Regions from separate parts of the Mus musculus genome. Here all the other regions are linked to region 2. A link is a loop called in an ENCODE intact Hi-C map of the cell type or tissue named here. Cell type or tissue: heart. All regions are shown on one strand. Region 1 holds the start of Gm20604 (predicted gene 20604). Region 2 holds the start of Btbd7 (BTB (POZ) domain containing 7). Region 3 overlaps Btbd7 (BTB (POZ) domain containing 7). Region 4 overlaps Btbd7 (BTB (POZ) domain containing 7). Region 5 overlaps Gm20604 (predicted gene 20604).

Evidence for each region. A loop is a pair of places that touch in the nucleus more often than their neighbours do. Peaks named below come from ENCODE experiments on the same cell type or tissue, not always from the same donor. Only the 100,000 strongest peaks of a DNase experiment are listed, where the experiment ranks them.
Region 1: it touches region 2 in a loop (8-fold over the local background); 13 of 42 quality-filtered maps call a loop at or near these places.
Region 3: a loop joins it to region 2, with 2.5 times the contacts of the local background. A loop is called at or near these places in 2 of 42 quality-filtered maps.
Region 4: a loop joins it to region 2, with 2.7 times the contacts of the local background. A loop is called at or near these places in 6 of 42 quality-filtered maps.
Region 5: it touches region 2 in a loop (2.8-fold over the local background); 11 of 42 quality-filtered maps call a loop at or near these places.

What each region holds. Positions count from the first base shown.
Region 1 is chr12:102,755,864-102,760,863 of GRCm38, forward strand. It overlaps Gm20604 (predicted gene 20604), which reads right to left and starts at 1,947. Exons shown (of 2, transcript NM_001142939.1): 1 at 1,678-1,947. The coding sequence starts at 1,882. Gon7 (GON7 subunit of KEOPS complex) reads right to left here and starts at 1,947. Exons shown (of 2, transcript NM_001142938.1): 1 at 1,678-1,947. The coding sequence starts at 1,882. Ubr7 (ubiquitin protein ligase E3 component n-recognin 7 (putative)) reads left to right here and starts at 2,112. Exons shown (of 11, transcript NM_025666.2): 1 at 2,112-2,315. The coding sequence starts at 2,166. In heart, CTCF peaks have their summits at 664 (motif pointing left) and 2,106; a DNase peak (open chromatin) is centred at 1,888; H3K4me3 peaks cover 3,255 bases; H3K27ac peaks cover 2,772 bases.
Region 2 is chr12:102,876,949-102,881,948 of GRCm38, forward strand. Btbd7 (BTB (POZ) domain containing 7) reads right to left here and starts at 1,494. Exons shown (of 11, transcript NM_001377026.1): 1 at 1,268-1,494. In heart, CTCF peaks have their summits at 497 and 2,069; a DNase peak (open chromatin) is centred at 1,583; H3K4me3 peaks cover 2,424 bases; H3K27ac peaks cover 2,354 bases.
Region 3 is chr12:102,790,318-102,795,317 of GRCm38, forward strand. Btbd7 (BTB (POZ) domain containing 7) reads right to left here. Exons shown (of 11, transcript NM_001377026.1): 7 at 4,856-4,999; 8 at 3,429-3,618; 9 at 388-566. Among named protein-coding and RNA genes, the nearest start is that of Ubr7, 35 kb to the left of the region's middle. In heart, a CTCF peak has its summit at 2,291 (motif pointing right); no DNase peak of the experiment used is centred here.
Region 4 is chr12:102,819,647-102,824,646 of GRCm38, forward strand. All of the region lies in intron 3 of Btbd7 (BTB (POZ) domain containing 7), which reads right to left. Among named protein-coding and RNA genes, the nearest start is that of Btbd7, 56 kb to the right of the region's middle. In heart, no CTCF peak of the experiment used is centred here; no DNase peak of the experiment used is centred here.
Region 5 is chr12:102,738,043-102,743,042 of GRCm38, forward strand. Gm20604 (predicted gene 20604) reads right to left here. Exons shown (of 2, transcript NM_001142939.1): 2 at 1,788-5,000. Moap1 (modulator of apoptosis 1) reads right to left here. Exons shown (of 2, transcript NM_001142937.2): 2 at 1,788-5,000. The coding sequence ends at 4,188. Among named protein-coding and RNA genes, the nearest start is that of Moap1, 3.1 kb to the right of the region's middle. In heart, a CTCF peak has its summit at 2,428 (motif pointing right); no DNase peak of the experiment used is centred here; H3K4me3 peaks cover 266 bases; H3K27ac peaks cover 245 bases.

The DNA of each region.
Region 1 (5,000 bases), 120 kb before region 2:
CTTTATATCACACTTATTCTATCAGCTCTGCTCCTTTGAAGAACCGTGAATAATACATCTAGCTAATACTTTTTATTGTTTCTTTAAAAAAATTATTTATTATATGTAAGTACACTGTAGTTGTCTTCAGACACACCAGAAGAGGGCGTCAGATCTCATTATGGATGGTTGTGAGCCACCATGTGGTTGCTGGGATTTGAACTTGGGACCTTTGGAAGAGCAGTCAGTGCTCTTAACTGCTGAGCCATCTCACCAGCCCCTTATTGTTCCTTTTAATGACAGCCAATAACTATATTATAAAGAATACGGAAGTTTAATCTCCTCTGCAGAAGAATTGACTCCTTAGCTCAGAACAATGAAACATCTATCTTGGTGTTCAATTCAAGATTAGAAATAAATGTAACAACAGTGGAGTGTGGTGGCATATTTCTTTAATTCCAGCACTGCTGAGGCAGAGTCTGGCAGGTCTCTGCAAATCCAAAGCGAGGCTGGTTTAACCGTTACATGGTGACAATGTCTACAAAATAATTTTATTCCTATTAACAGAGCTAGGGCTGGAGAGATGGCTCCGTGGTTAAGAGCACCACCTACTTTTCCCCTGCATGTACGAGGCACCCTCTTGACTATCTGTAACTCTGGTTCCAGGGGATTTGATGCCCTCTTCTGGCCTCCGAAGGCACTGCACATAAGAGGTGTACAGACAAGCATGCAGGTAAACATCCATCTTTAAAAGCAAACAAACCCCAAGCCACCAAAATTAACAGTTAATTTCTACAACAGGAGAGGGGGTGAGAGAAAGTAAGAGGACGGGAAGGGCTGTAGTGCTTTCGGACATTATATAGCCCTTAAACTCTGGCAGCACAAGATGGCAACGTAAACATTCCATCAAGGAAGGGGGGGGCTCATGAGGCGCCACCCCTCTCAGAGGAGCGGTTGGCGGTTAATGGGGGGCGGGGGAGTCATTGTTTTTCTTCAGTGGTCTAGTCACTGCTGTGTTGCCCTAGTTCCAGTAAATATCATACAAATATCCTTAAATAAATCCAGTGACAAAAAAAGGCCGGAAAGAAAGGCGAGGAGCCCTGTCGAGAAGGGTTCAGCGGGGGATAGAGACCATGACCTGAATGCATTAATACATGAATGAAACGATCAATTAATTTAAGAATACCAAAAAGCTAAACTAAAAAGAACTCTTTTACTTTCGAAACAATAGCTACAAAACTGAGAGGGTTAAGATTCCCTAAAACAAAGTGGGCCTCGGTCATTCGAAGCTCTCCTCATTCTGTCAAACACGTTTTCTCGTTTCTAATTTCACTCCTTTCCGTTTTTCAACAACCAGGTCTACCTTCCCGCCCTTTCGGGTCTTCGTGCCAGCTAGCAATGGTTACAGACCGCCACTTTCTCTGCCTATCTTAATCCTTTGCGTTCTTTGCAAGGGAGTCAAGCTGACTTCGTCCGTTGACCAGTCCCTAGTCCAACGCTCGCCACGGTTTTTTTTTTTTTTTTTGGTGGGAAAAGTCGCAAAAACGGGGGGCGGTGGGATATCAGACAAAGAGGGCAGCGAGTTCTAAGGATTTTTAGAAGCGATTGCTCCTCTTCTCCGGGGCTCGCCTTCTCTAGCCTGCCCTTCACACTGCCCGGTCCCGCCAGTGTCCCCCGGCGCCCCGCCCCCGCGCTCACCATCCAAAGCGTCGTCCGGATCTTCCGCCAAGCCTTGCGCGTCCTGCTCCACTAGGGTCCCGAAGAACTCCGCTACCAACTCCTTCATCCGGACCACGCCCGCCGACAGGCTCTGGAGAGGGTCCGCGTCTCCCGACGCCTCACAGGACACTCGTAGCCGCTGCGGCTCCCCGTCACAACCGACGTACTCGCCCGAAAGCTCCATGGCGACCACTCAGCTTCAACAGCGCGCCTCGGAGAAACGCCACCCGGAAGCGGAAGCCAGCCTGCGGCCGGGGCGGGCGGGAGAGGCGAGGAGGAGGAGGAATGACTTCCGATTTCCCGAAATTGGCCCGCCCATTTTCTTCCGTGTCCTTCCTTAGGATTGGCTGTCTGGTGCTCGGGCTCCGCCTCCTCACGGGGCCCCGCCTTCTCGCGACGCCCCTGGCGGCGGCCACTTTTCCCGCCTCCTCCTGGGCCCACGCAGCGGAGCCCGGTGACAGTTGAGGATGGCCGGAGCCGAGAGCCCCACCGAGTGCCAGGCGGAGCTGGAGCCCGTGGTGTCGCTGGTGGACGTGCTCGAGGAAGACGAGGAGTTGGAGAATGAGGCGTGCGCCGTCCTGGGCGGCAGCGACTCGGAGAAGTGCTCCTACTCGCAGGTGCGCGCGGCCCGGCTGCTCCCGCCGTCCTGTCTGTTTCCCGCTGGCCGCGGCCGGGCCCACTCACGGCGGCCCTTTACTCTGTGCTTCTACAGCCCCGGCCCGGCTGCCATTTCATCCTCAGCTTGTCGCCACCAGGGCTGTCCCTCGGTTCCGCTGATGGTACACTGCAGGCTCCGGTCCTCCAGTTGTCGCCTCTTGGTGGCCTGCTTTTCACGAGGTTGTTCTCGTGATCTCTCAAACCCAGATATTCTTCGCTCCACTTCTCCCACCGCCCAAGAATCTTAATTAGGGACCAGATGGGGAAAAGTAAAGGGAAAGTGGGCCGGCTTTGAAAATCTTCCGGTGAGGTTCGGCTTCCGGACACTCCTGTAGTCTAGTTTAACTGCTAGCTGCCCCCACCTCACCCCCTTTCTGGTTAAATGAAGTTTCGTGTGTATGTGCTATGTGACATCCCCTCTCTCTGGGGACTGGAAAGCCAAGAGGAGAAAAGGATCTGTTTGGCATTTGTGGGACCTTTTGAACGAGAGAGTTTGAGGGGCTGAGATGTAGTGTTTAGTGACGCATACTGTACATTTAAGTACTAACGTGGAAAAGGGTGGGTAGGAAGGAAACTTAACAACAAGGATGAGAATTGGTGGAAGGAAACAGGCTAACTATGCCCATGGGTGGAGTGGGAGACTGGGGTAGGAGTGAAGGGACTTGGAGTTATGGTGTGGCGTGGACTGAAGTCATAATACTAGTTGTCTTCGTTGACCAAGTTGGGTTTGCACTGTAAAATTGTTGAATAAATCTTGTATCCCAGAAGTAGTCACAGCATGGTCGCTGGTATTTAAATTTGGAGGATCATTGTTAGGTTTCAAACCCTGGACTCTGCTGTTGTGCCTATTTAACATATCAAAGCCGATGGTGGCCTCCTGGTTCTCCCTGCCCTTCTGTCCCTTCCGGGACTCTCCTGGCAGACATACCCAATCCACTTTCCCAGACTTCTCCAGCCCAGGAGCCGGGCTACCCTTCCCCCAGCTTCCCTTCCCTAAATAATGCAGCCGTTTTGTTTATGCAGCTCTCTTGGGTCTCCTGGCTGTAGCACCTGGCTCCCCATCCCTATCCCCTACCCTTCCTTGCTCTTCTCCCAGGGCCCAGTTCAGAATCTTTAGCCTCTGGACTCTCCTAAAAGTCCTTGCCTCCGAGCTCTTCCTTTTATAGTAAACTTTTTCCTTCAACCTCCCAAGGAACAGGCATGTCCTTTCCTTTTTATTTCTCTTTTTCATTGTGACCATTAAACCACACACCCACCCCTTCATTGGAAGAAAGAAAGAAAGATCCTAAGTCTGTATGTAAGCTCTTTATTAATATACTTATTTTTATACAATACTAACTAAAATTGGGGGTAGGATCTTATGTCCCTCAGATCTGCCTTGAATTTTTGACTATCTTCACTTCCCAAGTGCTGCTGGTATTACAAGTGTGTACCACCATGCTTGGCTTAAAGTCTTGTTTCTGGTGAATTTTGTTTTTGTTTTTTGAGACAGTCAGATTGAGTGGTTCTAATTGGTCTGAAACTCACTATGTAGGCCAGGCTAACCTTGAACTCACAAGGATCCACCTCCCTCCCAAGTGCTAGGATTAAAGGCCTGGTCCTAAGTTTTTGTTTTTAAATAGTCATATCTCTATATAAGTATATCAATAATAATAATTATTTTCTTTTAGTTTTTTTGAGACGGAGTTTCTCTATGTAGCACTGGCTGTCCTGGAACTTAGAAATATGCCTCCCTCTGCCTCTCAAATGCTGGGATTAAAAGTGTGTACCACCACTACCACCTGGCAGTCTTTTGTTTTGTTAGATTTTCAAGTATTTGTGTGGCTATGTGCATGTGCGCACAGATGCTCTTGAGGGCAGAAGAATCTGATCCCCCTGGAACTGGAGTTGCAGGGGGTTGTGCGCTGCCAACACGGTACTAGGGACTCAATGCTAGTTCTCTGAGAGAGCAGTATGTGCGTTTAAGCTCTGGGCCATCTCTCTCTAACTCCAGGTTGATTTTAACAAGCTTGCTTACTGATGTGTGTGGGCACATGTACCACATAGCATATGCAGACAGGCATCAGGGAACAGCCTTATGGAAGCGGTTGTCCTCACCACCTCTGTATAGGTTCTGGAGGTGGACCGAAGGTTTCCGGGCTTACAGAGCCAGTGACTTTACCCACGGAGCTATCTCGCTGGCCCGGCAAATTCTTTAGTAAACTAGGAGCAGATTGAAATAGAATAGAAGTGTGTGTGGTAGTTCACTGGCAGGCTCAGTAAAGCATTTGCTGCACCAGTATGGACCTGTGCTCTGTCCCCTCTACCACGGCCCTGTGTGCTGAGAATCCCCTTACCAACACTTCTAAGTTTTGCTATTTTTCCTTCAACATTTTAAAACATTTGTCTCTGTTGAACACACTTGCCCTTTTTTATACTTCATTACTTGACAGTAAGTAGTGGGCATAATTATACTTCTAGATGCTTCCCCATACATCTCTCCCCAAATTAAAATGATTAATTTTTCTGTATGGTTGAATTATAAGAATTTCTAAAATAAGAAATGTGAGGGCTGGAGAGATGGCTCAGTGGTTAAGAGCATTGGCTGCTCTTCCAGAGGTCCTGAGTTCAATTCCCAGCAACCACATGATGGCTCTCAACCATCT
Region 2 (5,000 bases):
ACAGTAGTGCTGGAGTGGAGTGAAAAGAGCTCTTCCTCACCTGCAGAAGCCGAGATCCTAGTTTAGGTCTCACCCCTCCCCAGCTACATGACCCACAGAATCGCACCTTTCCGCGTCCAATTCCCCCACTTTAGAACACGCCCAATCTCTAAAGGTGTTCCTGACTCCAAAATTCCAAGACCAGTCGAATCACAGCTGCTATGAAGAATGTACGGTTCATATAACTTCAAGTCTTTCTTCCAGACTTACAAAGAAGACAATGTGAGTAATGGGTGAGCCATAGACGCTACGCAGAGACAAAAGATAACGTCTGCTGGAAAAGCTAATTTATCTGCAAAAAACGCTTCTTCCTTGCTCCGTCACTGTAAGAAGCTTGAGCCGAGGGGCCAGTGCCCTGGGCCAGAGAACCGAGACTGCTCTGCAAATTCGGCCTACTCCAGAGTACTTATTATGTGTGCTGGTATGGGAGAGGCGCTGTGGTGGTTCAAAGCGGATACAACACTCCTCGGAGTTTCTCCGAAGACGGCGAGAAAGTTCTCACCCTGGAGTGTGAGCGAGAGCGAGAGTGTGAGTGCGTGGAAGGGAGAAACAGCAGAGCAGGAGGGAAGGTAGGCACGCCTTTCGCCAAGTCCTCCCGGGAGCTAAGCTAGCTTAGCCTCCGCGGCTCCAGCCGAAGCTCCGCTCCGTATTGTCTCCCCCACCTACCTGTCAAAGCTCAACGCCAGTCTCGGTCCTCCCAGAGCACTCACTCCGGGACGCTTTCACTTCGCCCGCGGGGAGTGGTCCTCCCCAGGCCTGCTCCCCCCTCCCCCCCAAGCTCCGGCCCTCCCCAGCGGCCTCACGCCCACCCCGCAGCCCGTAAACAGGAGTCCGCGCCGGGTGTGGGTTCCCGAGCGCAGGGTGCGGCGGGTCCCGCCCCTCGCAGCCCGGCGCTAGGGGCTCGTCCCGGCGGCCACCCGGGCGGGGGTGGGGGAGCCGCGCGCCCTCCGGCCCTGAGCGCCGCGCCTCGGTCACGGCCCGCTCGGCGGCGCGCTGTCCGGCCCGCCCCTCAGGGCGCGGGGACCGGGAGGCCCCCGTCCCGCGCCGCCGCCGGCGCGCTGGGCCCTAGACGGCCGAGCTGGCCAGCGCCTCGGCAACCCCGCGGCGTCCGGGCCTCGGCCGAGGCGCCACCACGCCCAACCACCGCCCCTGCCGGCAGCCGGACGTCCCGGGCCGCGCGGGGCCGGCGAGACGGCTCCTCAAGCCTCGGACACCGAGGGACACTCACCTCGGAGGCTCCTCCCGCCGCGACTGCTGCTGGGACCGCTGCCGTCGCCTCCGCCGCCGCCGCCCCCAGCGCCGTCGTCCGCACTGGCGCCAGCCCCCGCGGCCATTCTCCTCCAGCCGCCGCCGCCGCCCTCCCCTCTCCTGTCAGTGGCTTAGGCTCCGGGACCACTCCAGGTTCCCCCCGTCGCCATTTTGACTCCGACAGGGAGCAGGAGGGGCTCGCCTCGCGCGGCCCTGGCGCGCCTGCGCCGCTCTGCGGAGCCGGACGGCCCCGCCCGCCCCCGCTGTCGGCTCGCCCACGTCACGTGACCCGACGTCGGCGCGCCGGCTTGGGGAGGAGGGGCAGGCTAGGGAGGCGCGTTCCCAGGGGCTCAGGCCAAGAGGCGAGTGCGCGCGCATTCTTCTGGCTCTGCCTGCCCGAGGGAGGTGCGAAGGGGCGCGGGGTACTTGTTGCAGCATCCTGCACAGCTCCGGGAATTGTAGCTTGTTATTCTTTGTATCTAAATGGAATAATCATCGCTATGCAGGGGAAGGCCAGTTCCACTGTTTCGTTTCCTCTGGGCAGCCGCCACCCACCGGGTGTTGGCATAAAATGCTTGCCTCAAAAAGAACTGCGATCCGGAGGAAAATTCCTTCCTGGCCGACTTTGCGTTTCTGTGGCTTCTTTTTTGTTAAGAATTTCTAAAACTATTTTGTCTTCTTGGTACTTTTATATGTAGTACTTTGCTAGTTACCTAGTATTTGAGAAAAAAAAGATACTGAAAAGTTTCAGTAACAAAGAACTAGGCTGATGGAATTCACAGTGCCCCCCATGGGAGAGCCAGATCTCTTCCATAAACAGCCCTTGTTTGTGATTTTGCCATAATTACAGCGAGGCAGTAACAAAAACGGCTTACATTTATGGAGTGCCCTACAGTTTTCAAAACACAGTTAAATACATGGTTTCTGTCTGGATGCCAAAACTGCCCTTTGAGGTAGCTGGGACCCGCGTTATTATCACTGTTTTACAGCTAGGGAAGCGGGCAAGCCAAGCCAAGAATCCAGGCAGTGTCCTTCAGGAATTTGCGTTTTCCGTCTTTCCCTAGTCTTTCCTGTTACATTTCTTTTTTTGATAGTGTTAGATTAATTTTTTATGTGTATGAATGTTTTGCCTGAATGTATGTGCGCCACATGGGTGCCCACAGATCCCCTGAACTAGAGTCACAGATGGTGGTATAGTCACCATGTGGGTGCTGGGAATCGAGCCCAGGCCCTCTGCAAAAGCAACAGGTGCTTTAAATCACTGTTCCATGTTTTGGGCCTCTTTATGGTCATTTTAAAAAGGACTTCTGAATAAAAAGCTCCTGTCCTTAGTTCCTCAATAAATTAACTCGATTTAACCTAATCAATTAAAGATTTAACCAGCCCTTAACACTTATTTACTTTCTCAATGGATTGGGGTATGGGAGGGGAAAAGTATTTGTATTGAGACCCATATGTAGCCTAGGCTAAACTTTGGCTTGCTGAAATTGACCTTGAACTGTTCCTAGTTCCACCTAAAGCACTGGGATTACAAGGGTGTGTATCATCAGGCCCATCAATCCACTTTGCTTGATGACCGACTTCGTTCAGTTGACTGTGTGCAACATTGCTGATATATGGGTCATGATAGTCAAGTTAGAGCTTGTGGAACTTGGTCCAATAAATGTACCCTTTTCCACTTCTCTGGGAGATGGATTTGAAATTTGCTTTTGAGGTTCCATGCCCTTGGCTCTCTATGAATAAAAACTGTGTTTTGCAAGTCTGTTTTTTTTCTTCTTCTTCTTTTTTCCTGGTTGGTGGTATGTTGTATACAGGTTTAGATAAGTTTCAAAGGATAGAAGCAATGAAATTTTGTCATGGGTTTGGCTTCTGTAGGTTTTTTTTTTTTTTTCCTGTTTTGTGGTAAAAAGGGTTCCAGCCCCTTCTTTTTCTTTTCTTTTCTTTTCTTTTCTTTTCTTTTTTCTTTTCTTTTCTTTTTTTCTTTTCTTTTCCTTCCCTTTCTTCTTTCCTTCCTTCCTTCCTTCCTTTCTCTCTCTCTCTCTCTCTCTTCTTTCTTTTTTGTTTAATTGAATATGTGGGGGGTGTGTGTGTGTGTGTGTGTGTGTGTGTGGTTGTGCAGGACAGAGGACAAACTCAGGAGTCAGTCTTACCCTTTCCCTTTGAGGTAAGTCACTTTTTATTTCTGTCCAGCTGGCCTGTGAGCTCTCTGTCTCCCATCTCTCCGAAGTAGCACCGAGATTATAGATGAAGAGACTGTGTGCAGCTTTCCACGGGTTCTGGAGGTCTCATTCAATTGCATGGCAAGCACTATACCCCTATCTTCCTAGTCTCTGTAAAAGAAAATTTGAGCTTTCTTGTTTTAGTGATTTGGTATTCAGTTAAAGGGCATAAATTGTTTCTGTCAACTTCTAATAGAAGAACTGTTATTTCTTTGAATATTTTCCTGACCTTTTAAAAACATTTTAAAGTATATTGTATTTTCCCTATTGAATTATTAACTGCTTTCTTTCAAAAAGGAGTTCCTCTTGGATTTATTAGTTTACCGTTTCCTGGTGCAGCATGCAGGCTGCCCCTATTCTAATTCCTGAAGGTCTGTCAATTATATCAGAAACTGTAACTGTTGTTCAAAAAAGGATTCTGTTTACTCCAGTTCTCCTTCCTGCTTCCAGAGCCGCCTAAAGGTGGCTGCCATCTCCTATGAGATGTTATGGCTGCCCTCCGATCTCTGAGAAAGCCTGAGAGCACCCAAAGGAGGACCCAGAAATTCACCCTGCTCACCGATATGTCAGAGTTAAGGACAACTAACAGAAATGACAGTAATGTCAGGGGTAATGACAACAGGATTCGTGCAGATCCAAGGGACAGACTCTGATGCTCAACATTTGGTTAAGAAACAACAAGAGAACTGGGTACATGCTGCCCACTGGTTTCTGGAAGCTCCTGACTCACAGCATCAAGAAGCTGGACGAAAGCCGGGTGTGGTGGCGCACGCCTTTAATCCCAGCACTTGGGAGGCAGAGGCAGGCAGATTTCTGAGTTTGAGGCCAGTCTGGTCTACAGAGTGAGTTCCAGGACAGCTAGGGCATCTCACCGTGCTGGGATTACTCGCAGTGTTTCCTTCAAGAACTCAAAACCATAGGAAAAGCAGCACAAATGGCCATCGGAGACACCAAACCTGACGCCATGCTGTGCAACAACAGCAGCAATAACAAAAATGGATCAAAAGGGTTTCATGTGCACAGAGATAACCCCCCTAAAGCCGTCACAAAGGGGAGAGGGATTCCCCTAGAGCTGATGAGTGTTGTCAACTGGCTGCACAGATGTGAGCAATAGACAAATGGTGAATGGAAAAATGTTTTGAGGGCAACTGCTCCATCTGGTTGGAGCTGATGGGTCATTCTTCATGCTGACCTCCTAGGCCCCCCTAAACTGTAGTTCTAATCTATAACTGCATGGTCTCTACAGTCAGGCCCCCCACCACTATTTCCCACAACTTCAGCTTTGTCTATATCCATTGAACAACACTCATTAGGGGATCAAGAGATGGTTCCACAGTTAGAGGAGCACTGGCTGCTTTTTCAGAGGACCCAGGCTTGATTCACAGTGTTCACGTTGCAACCCACAACTAGCTGTAACTCCAGTTCCAGAGTATCCGACACTCTCTTCCAGCCCCTGGCAGCATTAGGCATGCATGTGGTGCACAAACATATTCA
Region 3 (5,000 bases), 87 kb before region 2:
AGGCCTGGCTGGCATTTTCTACCCCCCACCCCCACCCCTCTGATCTCTCCTGAGATAGAAGTCTGCAGTAGCTGCCTGTTAGATGCTCGATACACCTCATACACACAGCTGCTTTACATAATGTCCTGTCTTCACTTCACATGCGAAAAGAGATGTTCAGCGAGGGTAAGTGACTTTATCCACGTAATAGATTACAAACAGCAGGGCCAACTCTGTGCTCAGGCTGCTCTACCAAGTTGTCTCTCATCAGGAGAAATCTGCAGGCTATTAAAGACACCAGCAGCAGCAAAAGAACAAGCAGGAAGAAAGAGCAGCAGCTGAGGGCTCCTCAGGTGACCTGACTAATGTTCCAAGGCTCCCTTTCCCCACCTCAGTATTGTGTCCTACCTGTAGGAGCTCTGCAGCGGCGTCTGCAAGACCAAACTCTCTGAGCACTCGGATCTGGATTTCATAGCTGACGGTGGCACCTTCCCCACAGTTCAGTGCATAGGCTCTCTGCACCTGCTCTGTGTGCCGCAGTTCCTGCAGGCGCCTCACCATATCCTTCATAATGAGGAGACGAGGAACTAGAAGGAGAAAGGCAGGACAATTCCTGAGCTACGTAAGACTACTCAGCAAGCACAAGGAAAACATATGCTATAGCAGAATCTTCTCACACAGTTTTTAAAGATGGTATTTTAATTCCCTGGAAATATTCTATTTATATGTCTCCAATTATTTTCCAAGGTTTTAAAATTTCTCTGGGCACCAAAAGCTCTTGATTATATACTAAACAGCTCCTAAATTTAACATTTTCAGCCACAGCACAAATAAAAGAACCAAAACAACAAAAACAAACCCCCCAGCCACTTTACTTGCACCTACTCTCTTCAGAAGGTGGAAGGCATTCCATATCTTCCGAATACACTCACCATAAGGGCTGGGATGCGACTCAGTGAGGCAGTGCCTGCCTAGTTTAACTTCACACCGCAAACAAAATAGTAAGGAACTGTCTTGAGTCCTCAAACACCAGGGGTTATACTTGGGCAATTAGGGTTAAAAAACAAAAGGCATGAACCCTGTTCTCAAAAACTTCTCACTTTAGTCACTGTAAACTCAGTAAGCAAACCGAGGGCAGGAAGCAGTGCCAGGCTGGACTGAGGACAGGGGAAGGGTCCTTAAGATGAGTTTTAACAAAGGAGGGTTCTAGAAAGGAAGCAGGCAAAGGAAGCAGGGGAGGCTTTCTGAGCACAAGACAGGTGCATATAACATATGCAAGTGAGAGGTACCATGACACAAACAGTTGGCTTGACAGTAGAATCCAGTGCTCAATGGTACAAACTACAAGTGTATCGACAGATGACAGATAAACAATTAAATATATTCTGTGTATACCAGGTAGTTGTGTTTATTGGGGATAATAGGACCAGAGCTGTGACTCCCTGACAATCACTCTGAAACTACCTAACACAAATGTGCTGGCTAGTTTTTTGTTAACTTGATACAAGGGAGCTTCAGTTGAGCCAATCCCTCTGTAGGTTTGGGTTGTGGGTCAGCCTGTAGAGCATCTTCTTAATTAGTGATGTATGTGGGAGGGCCCAGCCCACTGTGGGTGGAGCCAACCCAGGATGGGAAGTCCTGTGTTCTATAAGAAAGCATACTGAGCAAGCCATGAGGAGCAAGCCAGTTAAGTTCCTGCTCCATCTGAGTTTCTGTCCTGATTTCTTTCCATGATGGACTACAATGTGGAAATGTAAGCCAAATAAACCCTTTCTTTCCCTACATCCTTTTGGTTATGATGTTTTATGACAGTAAAAGTAACCCTAACCAAGAGAACAGAAGAAAGTAAATGTCCTAGAAGTTCCCTGAGTGTAGTTTTATTGGAACACAGTCATACCATTCAATATGGGTACTGACATACATGGCTCTCTGAGTACTGAGTAGTTACTAGTGAGGTTATATGGCCACAACGCAGAAACTAGAATAAGAGACGAAAGGCCTAAGAAATGCTTAGTAGCCTGAGCTAAGGAGACAGAAGACGAAGCATATAGATTCCTGGCACAATTGCTAGCATGGAGCCTACAGTCTCCTGAGTGCTTACTCTGAACCAGGCAGACTTCTTAGAATAGAGTCGTGGCACTTCATTAAAGCTGCGCAATGAGTCTAGAAAGGAGGCATTATCTGCATTCCACAATGAGGACACTAATATTCAGTCCAAAGTCATATACATAAACGGCAGTTAGACAGTCTTTTCCTTTTTTTTTTTAAATTTATTTATTATACGCAAGTACACTGTAGCTGTTTTCAGACACTCCAGAAGAGGGCACCAGATCTCATTGTGGATGGTTGTGATTTGAACTCAGGACCTCAGGAAGAGCAGTCAGTGCTCTTAACCGCTGAGCCATCTCTCCAGCCCTAGACAGTCTTTTCCAATAAGCTGCATAGACTTTTCTTAGCATGTTGGGGAAGATCAGAAAAAGAACCTTAGTAGGGCCACGTCTCATCACCTAAATGACAGACATGTTAAATTTTCCTGATCATACTGTGAATGTTTTTTGGAACTTTGAGGTTAAATTCTAAGATGAAGTTATGCTATATGCATCTGCAGTAACTCTGGCTTAAAAGAAAACACTATAGGCTGAGCACAACAGCATAGCCTTTAATCCTAATACTTGGAAGATAGACACAGGTGGAGTACAGGGCCAGCCTGGTTTACACAGTGAGACCCTATCTCACTTAAAAGAGAGAGAGAGAGTAGGTGAGGGAGGAGAACAGGAGAAAGAAAACCAAACGTGACTATATCAAACCTTCAAATTGTACAGTAGTCTAAATAAAAGAACCTCTCTCCTCACACTGTTACCCAATGTACATATAAGTACACACAGAATAGCCAAATATGAAACAACTTATGGAAGACAACAGTTCAAAATAAAGCTGAGACTGTGATGAAAAGCTGTCACCATGGGATTCATCTTTGCATAGCTGTGTAAGCAGAAACGAATGGTACTACTGAATGCCATAGTCTGTTAGACTTATTCTGAAGCCTGCAATGGCAAGTGGGGAGGGCTGGCCTGAGTTTCTGACCACTAGTCATTGCTGTCTTTGGACATGACAGTTATACTAGGAGCTAACAGGGCTTGCATTTGGGAGAGGAGGGCACAGCAGCCACCTCCTGAAGGCTTTTGTTTTTGAGACGGGTTCATTATGTAGCTCAGGATCTTCTTGCCTTTCTCTTAGATTCTGGGAGGACAGGCATATGCCATCATGCCTGCCACAAAAAGGTTGTTATATGACAGAAAAAAATCTGATTCCTCTAAACCAGTCATTCTTAACAGGAATGACTCTGCCCCACAGTGCATATCTGGCAATGGAATGATGCACAAAGGGCACTGAAACGTGGAGAGAATCAACCGGAAACTGTGAAAACAAAAGAACCAGTACTGCCTTACCTGGGATCTCATTGGCTACAACTGATGGAGGGCTCGACTGGTTACTGCTGATCTGCTGGTGGCTGATCATGTGGCAGCACTGGGGCATGGCATTGCTGACCATGTAGAGTGTGTCTGGGACATTGGACATGCGCACCATTCGCAGTCGCACCAGGTCTGTCTGTTCCACCATCATCTCATCCAGCACTGACTGCAGCATTGGAGGGAAACTGGTCAGCCTTCATTAGATCACACTTGCGCGTGCGCGCGCGCGCGCACACACACACACACACGGACAGACATACACACACACACTCACACACACACATATATATGTAAAACATATAAAATCATTGCTATTTAACGTAACAGATCTATAAATAAGCCCAATTTTGTTAAATAAATTCCAGTGCATGTCTCTCACTACCCTGCAGAATGGCCCAAATACCGCAATACATGAACCCTGTCCACACTTATTGTGGGGAGGAGCGCATCTCAGGCTCTGAAGCACAAGAAAGAATGAACATCTATCACAAAGGCCAGACCTGACGACTGGGCCACTCTACTGTCTTAGATCTTCTTACAACGTCCACCACTCATCTTTCCCTGGACCCCTGTGAAGGTTGAAGGAGAATAACTGACTTCACAGCGTTGTCTTCTGCTCTCCACTCACATGTGCTCACATGGACATCATGCATATGTGGCTGAATGGCTCAGTGGTTAAGGGCATTGATTGTGTTGGCTGTGACAGGTGTAGAGTGGTACATGCCTTTAGTCCCAGAACTTTGGAGGCAGAGGTAATCAGATCTCTGTGAGTTTGAAGCCAGCCAGGGCTATAAAGTGAGACCCGCTCTAACAACAACCACCACCACCACCACCACCACCACCATCACTACCACCAAAACAAAATAGAATCTTGTTGGTGATTTAAATGATAATTAGTTTCTCAAACTTCACATTAACATCTAATAAAGCAGTATTTTGTTCTCACATTATCTTTTCTTCTTGGAGAGTTTTCTATATTATAGTACACACAGGGTCTGCTATTTACTAACAAGATTGAAACTTTGTTTAAATGCTTACCCTAAAACTAAACAGAGCTCAAAAGTCAGCTATTCTAGAAGGTTAATCCAAGAGATCACAGTTTACTAAAGAGTCTCTTAGTTTAAGAGGACGATAAGCAAAGCAGCCTGTAGTCACCCCGCACTCTGCAGACTGTAAGGCACAGCTGTGTCGTGCAGCTGTAACAATCTGCAAGGCCAGGAGGTAAAATGCATCTTAAGTTTTAACAACATCCTTGATAATTAAACATTGCAGAAAACGAGTGACCATCTAGATTTTACTTTCATTTTCCCTATTACTACACGTCTGGGTCACTTGCAAATACTAAATCTCTGTGCGTATGGTTGGTAATAAAGTCATCTGCTACCTTCCAATGTTTCCATTACCTTTGCTTCCTCCACATAGGGAGAAAACAGCCGAGGACGAACATATATGCCAGCGTTCTTCTGCCGCAGCCAGGCGTTTGATTTCCCGCCCTCTGCTGTAGGAAGCATGTCTGATGGCGGCGTGCTGATCAAGCCTCTTTTCATC
Region 4 (5,000 bases), 57 kb before region 2:
TCTGAATCAAGGTGGAAGTGAACAGAGTGGGAAAATCAGTTTCTGTTTTGTAATGCAGTTATGCAATGCAAGAGTCACCCACACACACTGGCAGGTGTGCCTATTAGTGTGTTAGATCAGGAAAGGGCTATGCAGAACCCAAAGGATTCACTATGGCATCTTCTGGTGCTTTGTTGTCTGCTGATAACAAAAACCTAGTAATGGTATCAAAGAGAAAAGAGCTCAGAAACATCTGGAATTAAGGTGTGGGTTACCCTACCTGGAAGCTTCCTTAGACTGGCTGAAGTATTGGCAAAGAGGAAAACAACTCTCAAAGAGGTGAGGGAAGAGGCTACACTGATTTTCAGTGTTTCAACTAGAGTACAAACGAACTACTTCCCTCAGTCTCCAACCCAGTATTGTCCCAAGTTAGTCACTCAAAGTAGGAACATGTAGCTTGGAAGCAGAGAGAAATAGCTGTCAATGTTCTCTAAAAGTCACCACAGCAAGGTACAGGAAAAGTGGATGCAAACATGCCATGAGTACTGGCTTGCGCTTGCTTCCTCTCTGCTTTAAGATCAGCTCTTACCCCTTGCAACTCTGCTGGCCACCACTAAATGAATGGCAGCAGTTCCTTCCTCCCAGCTGCACTTCAGCAGCTGGCTGAGCTTGGCTCCTTGGACCCACAGCCCATCCAGCCCATTAACCATCCCTTTCAGCACTTTGCTTCCTCAGCTTCCCTCACAATGATGTAACGCTTAGTTCTGATAATAAAAGGGAATCAGAATTCCCAAGCAGTTTTGGAAACTGGACCCTGGCTACTTCTATCATCATCCCCAAACCAAATCTTTTGTAAAGGCCACGTCACCAGGCCAGCTATGATGAATTGAGTTTAATCAACCACACAAACTGATATGCATCACAAAACTGAATTTTAGGAACCCTGTACCTATCTCACATCTGCTCTGCCTATTATAGTGAGCCAGTTTCAAAAGTCTACCAGACCTTGCTCCAGCCATACCTTTGAACATTTTGCTTTCTGCTATAGAAATAATATCATCCTGAAGTAGCTACTTCCCGGAATCTCCTAGATAACATAGGCAAACTGCAAATACTTTCCCAACAGGAATAATGGAGGATTAATACCCCCTTTTCTTCCCTGTCAACAATTCTGAATGGTATACCATCCCCACTCTTCCTGAGAGGGTTCCAGCAGTATCAAGTTGGCCACACCATCACCTCAGAACATGTAATTATATTGTTTCTCTCATTCCACTTAACCTTTCCTAACCATATTCCTATTCTCTGCAAGAACTTCCCAGAATAAACAATCTTCGAGCAAGTCTTTGTCTAAGGACCAAGTTTATGGAGAGAACTTAGATTAAGATACCACAGACACAAAAACTGAAAAGGCCGGTGAGATGAGACCAGTGACATCTGCCTGACTATCTGAGTTCAATTCCCAGAAGCCATTCAAAAGTGGAGAGAATCATTTCACAGGAAGACTACCATTGAGTTCAAGTGCAAAGCAAGCCTGGGCCGCCATGTAACATCCTGTCTCATAACACTGTTTAGACTGCTTTATTTGCTTTGAATAGTTTTAATTATCAAAGTGTGATTTTGAGTTTGGTGGCTGTATTAAAATTCCTCTGGGAGAGAGGTCAAACTAAATGTTTAATGATTTCCGGTTATTGGACCAAGAACATTTTTGGAGAAAGGCTCTGCATTTGTTTTGATAGGAAAGGAGAAAAGGCTCTGGACCCCACAGGGGACACCCTCCCCCCGCCGGAAGAACTAGAAAAATTCAAGAGAATCATACAGGATAGGTAAAGATTCTTCGTGCCATCCTTCACATGGCATGAATGAAGACATTATAATTGGTTATTAAAATTAACTCAAAAAATACAGCTGTCTCTCACATGCTCAAACAAGGAGCAGAATTTCATCCTTAACTAATCTGTACACCCTGCACAATCCATACCATCTTGATGGTACTAAAATTTTGGCTGTGAGATTTATGTACTACAGAACGTACAGCTTTGGTGAAATTCATCCTCAGAGATGCTGAAGTGACATGCTTGGAGCCCTGCTTCCGGTTGCTGCCCAGAACAGCTTTAGGGATTGCCTCGGATTCCAGGTCATGTTACCTTACCCAACCTTTCAGACGGATCCAGTGAGAACTTAAAGCATACAGAGACTGGATAACAGATGCTAAAGCTAGCTTTCTTAAGTCTAACCAAATTTTCTTTTTTTTTTTTTTTTTTTTTTAAAGATTTATTTATTTATTATATGTAAGTACACTGTAGTTGTCTGCAGACACGCCAGAAGAGGGAGTCAGATCTTGTTACAGATGGTTGTGAGCCACCATGTGGTTGCTGGGATTTGAACTCCGGACCTTCGGAAGAGCAGTCGGGTGCTCTTACCCACTGAGCCATCTCACCAGCCCCCTAACCAAATTTTCTAATTTTCCTATCCCTCCCCACCCTTTAAAGAGCTTTCATCACCTCTATTCAGCAGGGAGAAGTTGTGAAGAGTTGTCAGTCCAATTCCCTGGGTTTGGGAGTCCGGTAATGGTTACTTTCCAAATTATCCTTGAACAAAGCATTGTACTGCTGTAATCTTAATTGATAGAAATCTTTACAATTGATACAAAGTTAAAGTTATAATTTCTTACATTGGTACAGAATTAATTTTGATACAGATTTAAGGTTTTCATTGGTATGAATTTCTTATTTTGATTAAAAATTTGAGATTGTTATTCTTAGATAGGCATTGTGCCTATGCAACTCATTTAAGAATACGGGGCTTAGACCCAGTCCTTTTAATAACTGCTATTACAAACTGTTTTTAGATGATTAAGTAACACAAGTTAAGAGCCAGATTGAAAACTCATGGTTATGTTAGGTTCTGATTTAATTATAAGAAGGTGTTTTTGATATTATTCAATTAGAAATAACTAAGAGTAGTCAAGGTTTAACAGTCCGGAGATATACATGTATGTATCTTCATATATATATATATATATAACATCAGAAATCCACAGACTGTGATATTTATATGATTTAATCATTTGACATGAGACATGTCTGCTCCTGACAGCACCCCCTTCTTAGTTCAAAGAAGAAATTGAGCATCTTCACCTCCAGGTGAGGTTACTTATCATGGCGGTGTGCCCACTGGGCAGAAACTGCCTGTTTTCATCTGCAGACAAAATACTGTCCAGGAAAAGGACACATTATGCAGAATAGTCAAATGTTAGCTCTGCCAAGACAGGGTAAATAGCTCTTCATAATCCTGTTTTGCAAAGGTCTGTCAGATGATCCTGGGCTAGAAGGCTGAAGACTGCTGCTCCAACATTTTGAGGAATTAGGGGGCTGTCCAGGTAGTCAGCTGTCTCTACAACTGTTTAAGTTTGAGAAGCTATGTTTGGTGCTTCCTATATACCCAGGTAACGCTTAAATCATTCTCAGACTTCTGATGTGGTTGAAGACTAGTTATTGTCTCATATTCAAACTCAAATTGTTTAACACTGAGAGAGAGGTTATAGAGTGGAAGACATGGTTTTCAGGCGACATTACTGGCTAAAATCCAAACATAATCTAGGGATAGAATCATAATTCTTTAAGTTAGGAATAATGGTAGAGTACTTTATCTAACTGACAAATATGATGTACTAGATGTCATTTGTATATTATACAGTGTAATTTACATGATTGTTATGATTTTGTTCAATTTTTGTCTGGGAGAAGAGGTTTTTTTAAATTTTTATTTAACAGAAAGGGTGAGGTGTAGGGTTGGTTGGTTCTGATGCTAAGGTTCTGTTCCCCAATTGGTTTTTAATCTGTCAGTAAAGCCATGGGTCAATTACTGGGTGGAAGGGACAGGTGGGACTTCCAGGTCTCTGGAGGCAAGAGACAGATGCAAGGGAGGAGAGGAGAGTTTGCCAGGCTTCTGATGGAGAAAAGTTGACCCGCTATGTGAGATCTCAAAACTGAGTGGCCACACAGGCTGCTCCTACAGGTGGGTGGTCTGGGGTGTTTAGCAGGGACTAGATGTACTAAAGTTTAGGGCAGGAGGGAAGTTCGGAGCTAAGAGTATTGATAAGGGCACACTAGCATCGGGGGGTTTAATGATGCCCAGCAATTGTGCCAAGAAGGCAAGTTGAAATTGAACAACTTTGTGTCTGTCTTTTATCTGTGGATTCAAGAGAAACTGGGTGGGGCTGGTAGTGCAGCCCATTCTGGAGCTTAGGTGGGATAGCAAAAGCTACATACAACATGACACCAATTAACAATTAAAATTTTGTTCATCACTTGGTCAAGTGAATGGATCATTTGGCTGTAAGCCAAACTCTATACCAGATATGCCATCGACACTATAGCTCTTAATTTCAAGAGCCTAGGAATTTTCTAGAAGAATAGATACAGAAGTGAATCTAAGCCTATGCACTTCTCACATTCTGAGAAGTCCAACTGTTTTTTTTTGTTTGTTTGTTTTTTAAATTTTTTACTAAATCTGTGGCCGAGAAGTTGTCTCTATTTCTGTTCCCTTTACAGAAATCTCTGACTAGCTCTTATGAAGATTCCTTTTTCACCCTTCACAGCCCTTACTAACCTTGTGCCTGGTTTTGTGTTAGAATATATCAGTACATCAGGAACACTTACAAGAAAGTTTGACGTAAGAATAGCCATTGTTTATCTCATGTTTATCATGTTTATCATACATTACTCAATGTAGGAAGCACTAGGTGTATAATATCAGAGCTTGAGAGCAGTCTCACCAACAGGATGGCATTATCCTCACTTTTTAGATCAGCAAGCAAAATTTTACACATATAGCTAATGGCAATTAGAGATAGGTCTTAAACTATGCACATAAACAAACTATGCACATAAAAGCAAATCTTTTTTAAAAAGTAGTTCCTTGGATGTACAAGGAACAGGATTCAAATCCTGGCCTTAATATTTCACCTGTAACATTTTCTGCTTTCAGTTTATATATGACAATAGGATTGCCACTAG
Region 5 (5,000 bases), 140 kb before region 2:
GGTTGCTGGGATTTGAACTCTGGACCTTCGGAAGAGCAGCCATCTCACCAGCCCCCGAGAGTTTCTTTCTTAAACAAAAAGAAATTCCCCTTCAAGTCCTAGTATGTCAATGTGACATTTTAGTGCCATTGTTTCAACATGGCTGTTTAAAGGGCGCATATGTGCTTTTATTATTTTCAATTTATAAACCAATAAAAAAATCCTTTTAGTTTCCTCAATTACATAGTATTCACCAGATGCATGCAGAAGACCATAAGAAAAGCTGACTGTGGGCTGGAGAGGTGGCTCAGCAGGTAAGAGGATTTGCTGCAGCAGGTAGAGGACCCTTCTGAGCACGTTCATGGCTGCAAATAATCTTGTGTAACTCCAGTTCCAGAGTTACATGATTTTCTTATGGCTTTTGTGCATGGAAGCAAACATTTATATTATCTAGAATTGATTTTTAATTTTTTTTTTATTTTTTGGTTTTTTGAGACAGGGTTTCTCTGTGTAGCCCTGGCTGTCTTGGAACTCACTCTGTAGACCAGGCTGGCCTCGAACTCAGAAATCCGCCTGCCTCTGCCTCCCGAGTGCTGGGATTAAAGGCATGCGCCACCACTGCCCGGTGGCACTGAATCTTCTTGAACCTTAAGCTTCCTGTCTGTAGAATGGACACTGTTTTTTTGTTTTTGTATTTTTTTTGACAGGCTCCTGTGAGAAGTTAACAAGCTAACCTAGAACAGCTTAAGAACAAGGGACTCTGGGGGCCAAGGAAATGATGGCTCAACAGTGAAGGGCATTTACTGTTCTTGCACAGGTTCTGGGTTCGGTTTCTAGCATTCATATGATGACTCACACCGGTCTGACTCCTGCCTCAGGGGAATCCACCACTCTCTGTTCTGGCTTCCACAGGCACTGCATGAATATGATGCGCACACATACCCACCTAATATTAAAAACAAATCAATCTTTATGACGATCAAGGACTGGCAATGGACAGGCTCGATGTAAATCCTGGCCTGTCACTTTGATAAAGGAGACCGTGGGAACACTCATCAGGAATTAAACATTATTAGAGCTTGGCTAAAATCACTGCTAATAAGTTGTTCTTCTTTCAAAACTGTAAGCACTCCTGCTGACGGGGCAATTTGACTTCTCAATCACCAGCTGCTGGACTTACCCACTGTTGGCTGCTTTGAGCAAGCGGGCTGTCAAAAGCCAGCCAGCTATCTGTATGACATCACTGTTTGGAACACTGTGTGAACACCTTGAAACGACACAACTGCAGCTCCCCAAGGCACAGCCTCTGCCAGGCCTAAGTCAGCTTCTACTAGATGTTTGCTAGCACAACGTCAGTGAATCCTAGATGACCTTGCAACCATTTTCAAGGAAGGAGAGTTTGTCTGATAGCTTAGCAGTGACTGCGATGCTAGTGTTCAGACAAGGCTGTGATTGGTGCAAACACAATTCTTCATTTACATATAAGTTTTTCTCAAAGTGGCACAAACACCCTTCCTTAGCCTTCATAGGCTGTTGAGCTCACTTTGTCAGCTAGGAGATAACCTCTTTTTTTTTTTAAATTTATTTATTTATTGTATTTACTATATGTAAGTACACTGTAGCTGTCTTCAGACACTCCAGAAGAGGCATCCAATTTCGTTAAGGATGGTTGTGAGCCACCATATGGTTGCTGGGATTTGAACTCAGGACCTTTGGAAGAGCAGTCACACTCTTAACCCCTGAGCCATCTCACCAGCCCCAGGAGATAACCTCTTGTGCTGCCTCCCCAATAAAAGATTCTCTCCAGTAGTGTTTCCTTGCCATTTTTTAAAAAGATTTATTTTATTTATGAGTACACTGTAACTGTTTTCAGTCACACCAGAAGGCAGCATCAGATCCCATTACAGATGGTTGTGAGCCACCATGTGGTTGCTGGGATTTGAACTCAGGACCTCTGGAAGAGCAGTCGGTGCTCTTACCCGAGGAGCCACCTCTCCAGCCCTCCTTTCCTATTTCTAGCTTACTTCTTAGTTGTGAGGCTAAGATGGCAATATAAAGCCAGGAGAGTGGCAGCAACAGCAGACAGTGGAGTGGCAGGCAGAGCTGGAAAATGGCTGTGTGGCTGGCTGTTGTGACAACCGAAGAGGCAGAGATAAAGGAGAGAAGGCTGTAAAGAGCTGGAAATGAAAACCAGCAGGCCCTTGTCACTGGAGGTTTCAGAGAGCTTCTGTGATTTTTACAAGTCTCAGACACCCCGAGACCTGTACGATTTAACACTGGCAAGGCGAAGGAATAATAACTTCCCAAGTCTATACAACAGCTATAATACTTGTAATGAGGTCTACCCAATAACTTAGTATTTTAGAGCAAAGGGTGGGGTTACTAGAGGCTTCCACAAGATCTATAATGCTTAATTAAGGGTCTAGCATCCTAGGCCCCTAGAGCTATAACACTAGGTGGCACTCTTCTCCACCTGTCTGTTGCCACCACTGCCAAATGTTATGGGATATATATATATATATATGCGTCAAAGACCAGCACCTAAAGATCTCTGAGCCTATGATCTACCCAGAATAAAAAGACCTGGAGCCAGGGGCTAGCCACATTACTACCTGTAAAACCACAGACAAGTTATTTTTCTGTGCCTCATCTTATTCATAAAATGGGAGGTGGGAAGAGACAGCTTCTTCTTCAGCTAGTACTTAGTCGCTGGCCAAGGATACATCCAATGTCAGCCATTAATACTGAGTCTGAATAAACCTTCAAAGCAGGGATTATCCTGTCGAGTTTACCCCCTCAGCTTAGGGTCTCACATACAGAAGAGGCGTGGCATTTATTAATGCTTGTGTGTCTATACAAAATGTAAAGTTTCTCACCGAGGCAGCAAATGAGTGACCTGCAGGACAGTGCATAATGTATCTTAAGCCACTATACAAACATGAGCAGAATCACAGCTCTCAAGAGTCCACATGCCATTCTGCAGTGGAGAACATAAGGAAACTTTCCATGTATTCCTAACTCAGAGTAATCTATCACACTCCCAAGACTACATGTACACACGGTGACAGTCTGGCCTTGATTCTTTGTGTAGTTCCCTCCCTTAGTAGAGAGAACAGCAGCTTTGCAAGAACCAGAACAGCTCTCATTACTGCCTGCTTCGTCTTGGGCATACATCCATTTCCCAGGTGATCTTAGTTTCCCTGTATGTAGTTTTCTCTTTGGAGGTAGGGCCTCCCTCTGTAGTTCTGGCTGGCCTTGAGAGGCCAGTCTTCCTGACTTTGGCTTTACTTGTTAAGCACTGGGGTTATAGGTGTGTAGCACCAGGGTTGGAAAAACACAAACCTTCATCTTCCCTTTCTCCCTCAAAATTCAATATTGATGGGCCTACTACTCGCCACAATCTGTTTATAGTCTGGTTCCTGTCAAACAAGCAAGTTCCTATCCCCTAGGTGCCAAGAGTTCAAAGAACTAAGTCTGTAATTTCAGTGGCTTTCAGATTCACACTATAAAAACTTTTGTTCAGCCTAGTGTAGTTGTGCAGGCCTTTAATTCCAGCACTCAGGAGGCACATTTCTGAGTTTGAGACTACCCTGGGTCTATAGAGTGGGTTCCAGCACAGCTAAAGCTGCACAGAGAAACTGTCTTAAAAACAAAGCCAAAAAATTATTTTCCTTCAAATGTAGTATTACAATGTATACAAAGATCAAATATTTTATTATCATTTCTTTATTACTCCAAGAAAATGATATTTAGAAGCAGACGTTTTGGCAACATATCAGATAGTCACAAACCTAAAACTAGTTGTAGAACTGACCACAGCATTCAGTTGTGCTTTTTGATTGCACAGAATCGATAACTGATTTTAATAAAAGAAACTAAATATCTTAACCAGCCTTGGCTCAGGGTCTTCAGCATAAATGTGGGCAACACCTGAAAACTATTGATAACTGATAGCACCATCACATATGACTATTAAACATGCATATAAACTTTTGACTTGCTGGGACACTGTACTAGCAGAATGGTCTTTTGATTTAAATAATTATCAGTGTAGAATGACATCATTTTTATCAGTAAAACATTGGGGAGACATTCAGTAAACAACACGACAAAGGGCGAGTTACTTTGGCAGCATAAAGAGTGGATGGGCTGATCTCTGCAATGAGCTCTTCCATCTTGTTCTGCTCATGACAGCCTTGGGTCTTGGGTCAAGTGCAATAGCCTTCTAATTCGGCCTGAAGGAGGACCTCTTCTTCTTCGGCCTCCTTATCTTTTATCAGTGTCAGCAACTGCAGTAAGCCTGGGGCTGGGCTACCCTCCGGCAGCCCAAGCTCTCTTCGAACTGATTTGTGGACTGCCCCAGCAATGACTTGGTCTAGACGGGCCTGATTCACAACTTCTTTCTCAATTGCTCCTTTCTGAACCAGTTTCTGCAATAAAGGCTCCAACCTTAGAACATAGGCAGACAGCTTTTCATCAGTCTTCTGATAAGTAGTAAGGTATTTGACCTGCAATGCTCTAGGATTATCAATAATCCCAAATATTGTCTCAAGCGTCTTCAGGCATTCTGCAACTGTAATGAAGGGGTTGTTTATCTTGAGGACTCGAATAATTTCAAATGCTGGACCTCTAAGGCTCTCTATCAACCGCCTTCTTTTCTCTACATCTGACACCTGCCATGTTTTCATTACTTGGGAAGTATGAAACATCCAAGATTCAAATTCTTCCTCACCTGGTCCTGGAGGATCCCTGCCTGAGAACACACTCAGCTTTTTGTACCTCAGATACTGCAGGGTAGGCTTAAGGGCCTCATTTAATGCCTGTGCTAACATGGGTGCTCGAATTTCAGGGATCATTATGCCCGGGTCTAGGCCGAGAGGGTCATTCCGATTCCCAAGAACTCTGGTTAATTCACCCATCGTCATGCCCTCCCCCTTTAAAAACTCATTTAATCTGCACAAAAAGTCACTATCAGTATCAGGAGGCTTAAAGATCACTCTCCAGACACCTCCTTTTGCAGG